Regions from separate parts of the Mus musculus genome. Here region 2 is linked to region 1. The links are chromatin loops, found by intact Hi-C in ENCODE. Cell type or tissue: gastrocnemius. All regions are shown on one strand.

What was found. Peaks named below come from ENCODE experiments on the same cell type or tissue, not always from the same donor. Only the 100,000 strongest peaks of a DNase experiment are listed, where the experiment ranks them.
Region 2: it touches region 1 in a loop (8-fold over the local background); 29 of 42 quality-filtered maps call a loop at or near these places.

Annotation. Positions count from the first base shown.
Region 1 is chr17:44,075,121-44,077,620 of GRCm38, forward strand. No RefSeq gene overlaps it. Among named protein-coding and RNA genes, the nearest start is that of Enpp5, 2.4 kb to the right of the region's middle. In gastrocnemius, a CTCF peak has its summit at 1,109 (motif pointing right); no DNase peak of the experiment used is centred here; H3K4me3 peaks cover 935 bases; H3K27ac peaks cover 1,138 bases.
Region 2 is chr17:44,129,669-44,132,168 of GRCm38, forward strand. No RefSeq gene overlaps it. Among named protein-coding and RNA genes, the nearest start is that of Enpp4, 25 kb to the left of the region's middle. In gastrocnemius, a CTCF peak has its summit at 978 (motif pointing left); a DNase peak (open chromatin) is centred at 965.

The DNA of each region.
Region 1 (2,500 bases):
AACTGTTAACTCTACCACCCACCTGGAATTAGACAAGGTATCTCTTTGTAATTTAGGATGGTGTGGTGGTTTGAATATGCTTGGCCCAGGGAGTGGCACTAGTAGGAAGTGTGGCCTTGTTGGAGTAGGTGTGGCCTTGTTGGAAGGAATGTGTCATTTATGGGTGGTCTAGGTGCCTAGAAGTCAGTCTTTTACTAGCGGCCCTCAGATGAAGATGTAGAACTCTCAGCTCCTCCTGCACCATGCCTGCCTGGAAGCTGCCATGGACTGCCCCAATTAAATGTTGTCCTTATAAGAGTTGCCTTGGTCATGTTGTCTGTTCACAGGTGTAAAACCCTAACTAAGACAGGTGGCCTAGAATTTTTATTTTTAGCACTGTATTTATCCATGGTGTGGGATAGGGAGGAAAGGAACTGGCCACAGTGTGTGTATGGAAATCAAAGTTTCCATATATCAGGACTTGGCCCTCTCCTTCCACCATCTCAGGATGTCATGTGATCTGATTCCTAGAGAGATGTGAACAAAATCCACTCACCCCAAATAGGAACCAATGAGAGAAGCAGAGCATGGATACCACCAAAATCCAAGTGGGTGAAAGACCTTTGCTGGAGTTACTTGTAGAAGTATGGACAAGGGGTTGCTCACAGAAGCAGAAATGACACAGCAACAATTGCATCACCAAAAGCCACGCTGTCGTGGGTGTTAGCCATTGAAAACTGGATCCCTGGAGCACACTGCACAGCCTGCAGAGGGTCAACAGGTTAAAGGGCTGCTTTTTGATCAGGCAGCTCAGCTGGTCTGAGAGTCTCTCTCCACAGTCCTTATTTCTTACACACTGGAGCCTGGGTGGGGGCAATATATTTGGTCAGCTTCGGTAACTTCTAGAAGCCTTTCAGTCCAAGTGCATACTTGTGCTTACTGAGTTGATGAGAGCCCTATCTTGCAGAATGTTCTATAAAGGATTAAGAAATGGGGTTTCTTTTAGTTTCTGTTGTTGTGTTTGTTTTTATAGTACAGTGACCTGGAACATGAACCTGATGTTGTTGGGTTTATTTTTGGTTTTGCTTTCAGATTTGTTTTTATTGTTATTAGTGCACTTACCCAAGAAGGCCAGAAGAGGGCATTGGAGCCCCCGAAGCTGAAATTACAGGCAGTTGTGAGCCACTGCTCTTAGGGATCTGCTGCTGTGATAAAACACAACAACCAAATCAACTTGGGAAGAAAGGAGTTTGTTTCAGCTTATACTTCCATATTGTAGTCCGTCACTGAAGGAAGTCAGGGCAAGAACTGGAAAGCAGGAAGTGGAGAAGTCATGGGGGAATACTATGATCCTGGCTCGCTCCTCGAGGCTTCCTCGGCTGCCTCCTTAAAGCATTCAGGAGGACCAGTACAGATCAGGGGAGCACCATCTCCAGTGAACTGGCCCTCACACATCCATGTCAATCAAGAAAATGTCACGGAGGCTTGCCCATGGGCCAAGCAGGTAGGAACATTTCTTAACTGAGGCTACCTCTTCCAAAATGACTATAGCAAGTTGACATAAAACCAGCCAGCCCAGCTGCCCAATAGCCATGGGTGCCAGGAACCAACTCAACAGCAGGCTCTTCCTACTGCTAAGTCATCTCTCCTGCCCGCTGCCTTTAAAATTAGTTATTCTTACCATAAATTCTAGGTCAAAAAAAAAAAAAAAAAAAGACTTCTCTGATACAGCTAGTTGGTTTTGTTTTTGCTATTTTATAAACTGCATTATTCCAGTGCTAGCACAATGTCCTTACAGTCCTGGGGAAGAGAATGGTCTAGTCCCCAAATGTATGTCAGATTTCTCTGAGGACTTTAAAAGGTAGAGGGACCTCCCTACCCCAAGCCTGTGAAACGAAAGTGAATCCTGTTGCTCTGTGTTCAGACATGCATCCCTACTTCTGACATTATCCTGCTATTTCCATTGAAATAAAGGAACCTTTCTAACCCATGCTGACATAACTTGCTCAGTAGCTATTGTGACTGGACAGAAATTCAAACAACTGGCAGAGTACAGATGTGGAAGCAGGAAGTTTGTCGACAAAAACTCAACAATCATTCCTTATTTGAGCCAGACCCTGCCCACTGGGAAAGTGAGTTATATTCAAGCCTACCAGTTGACCACTAGACATTATTGTATGGAGATCCAGAAGTAGGTCCTGAGCTCGCTGAGCCCGCGGAGAGTTGTCTTCTGTGTTCTGAGCTGTGCTTAGCAACTACACTGTACAATTTAGTAAGCGTGGCGGGTGGGAAACAATCCCAACTTCCATAAAAAGTTTGCAGAGCATGGCAGCCTGTCACGTGAGCAGAGCCTCCAATTCTCAATGACCCACATAGAAACAGGCCCATTCTCACCCCTGATTTTTTTTTCTTCCAGGTTTTCTTTCTTTGGAGTGAACAAGGAATTGGCTTCTTAGGCTGGGAGATAAGGACTTACTAGACTGAACCACCTCCTTCCAACTTTGAGCAGTTTCAAAGGTCA
Region 2 (2,500 bases), 55 kb after region 1:
ATTGCTGTCAGGCTGCATGCAGCCCACAGGCTGCAGCTCAGACATACCTGCAGCAAGGAGCCAAAGTGGATCCTCTGGCTCCCGTCCGGTGCCTTAATCAGGTATTTTGCCCTGGCACCTTTGAAAGCAACTAAACAGGTCTGTTGTACCACTTGGGGACTAGAGTTAATAAGAAATTATTATATGTTGGAAAATTGATTGGAGAACATGGTTTAAGTGTTCTTACCACACAGAATAGAATGTCTATAAACTAAGCTAAGCGTATTTACCCATCACACACACACACACACACACACACACACACACACACACTATGTTGTACACCATAAGTATACACAATTTTATCTCTTTAAAAGTTTTTAAAGGCAGGGGCTGGGGAGATGTCTTAGTGGTAAAATGTCTGCTCCCAAAGCCTGAGTGCCAGGGTTCCGAACCTTGCCACCACATAAAGGCCATGTGTGGGATTTATAACCCATTTATAACCCAAGAACTGGGGCTTAGGGACAGGGAAACACAACAAAACATGACATAGATGTTCCTAGCTCCATGCCCAGCCAGCGTAGCCAATCAGCGTCCACAAAATAAATAAATAAATAAATAAATAAATAAATAAATAAATAAATAAATAAGGTGGAGAGAGGAATGTGTCCAACACCAATCTCTGGCCTCCACACGAATGTATATACACATAATCACACATTCATCCCTCCTCACACATACATACATACACACACACATTAAAAACGTTTAAAATATGAGTTGTTAAATGAATTGTAAGTAAAACTGATTCCTAAAGCAACACGACTTACACCGATCAAACATGTTTAACAACGTTTAGATCTTGAAGATGCCCTCCTTAAAGCAGAATTACCTAGGGGGAAAGCCCCAAGGTTGACTACATTCTGAGACAGTTTTTAAGCAGTAGTAGTCAAGATTTAGGGGGCTAGATCAGATACGGTGGACAATGGCGCCCCCTCGTGGACTCTGGAAGCTGATGCACCAGATGTTCTCAGTTTTTGGAGTGATATGAACATGATTCTTTCAAACGTTTGCATTTGTTTTTGGTTTTGCTTTTTTTTAAATGACCATCTTCACATTAATTTCAGTGCATTATCCATCACCATGGATCAACTATAGCATGTGGTATTTTGAGGCTGACTTTTAGACAACACACTTTTAGGAAAGCACCCACACATACGTGTGTGTGTGTGTGTGTGTGTGTGTGTGTGTGTGTGTGTGTGTGTGTGTGTGTGTAAGCACTGAAAATTCAGTGTCATCCTGACAGGCCCAGTGCCCTAAATACCACGAGCGCAGGCTCAGGCTCATCCCTGGCGGAACCCTGTCTTTAAGTGGGTCTGGATATGTCCGCCTATTTTATGTGTTCCTATGCACATCATGAGAAATGATGGCTGTGATTGACTTTGTGAAGATTGAAATTATTGAAACGTGCAAATTTCAATCACCATGATTAGTAGGGATTGGTTGACTGAAGGAGAGTAAGTTTCCAAATGCATACTAATCAGCTTGACACCCTGAAACGTGGTTGCAGCTACATGCTAACATGCTATGATTAATTATCCTACTTCTCCATCATTTTTTTTCTCTTTTGGAAGTCTTATGTTACTCTGGGTGGTGCTTAGTTGTAAAATACTAGCACAGAACACCTATGCAGTCTGCTGGATACTAAGATTTTAAATGTAGATTGCACTTATTCTTCCCATCAATGCTTTGAGGAGGATATTCCATTTTCATAAAAATGATTATGAAAGTTTAGAGGATTGTGACCAGGAGTCCTCAGGGCTGCGAGTGGCAGCACCTGCATTTGAACTCAAGTACCCCTATCCCACATTTCCTGTTGCTAAAACAATGTGAAGGTCTGTCTCCCTATGTCTACACAACTTTTACTAAGTGAAATATCTCAGGAGCAGGAAGGTAGCTCAGTGGGTAAGAGTGCTTTCTTTGCCAGGATGAGGACTTGGGTTGGAATTTTATGCATCCACACATGGCTTAGGCATGACTGAATGCTGGTGCCTCTGGCTTTGGCAAAGAGACAGGTGTGGCCCCAAGAGCTTCCTGGCCAGTCAGCCGAGAACAAATGATAAGCTCCAAGTTCGTTGGGAGACCCTGTCTCAAAGTAGCAAGACAGACAGTAGGAGCAGTAGAGGACTAGAGGGGACAGCCTGCTCTGGACTGCACACACACGTGTATCCACACACTCATGTGCATACATCATAGACACGCTCATATGCATTCATCACACTCGCATGTCTACATATCATATACACATGTGCATAAATCACACACAGTCACACACTTGTACAAAGCACACATACTACGTACATACATCACATATGTACTCAAATACTCATGAGCACCCCCCCTCTCTCTGAAGAATGCACACATGCACATACACCCACACTCACATAAAATGTCTTGGTAAACAATCTTTTTCTATACTTCAGTTTCATTATTTGTACCATCTGTCCTTTCGGCTTGTTTA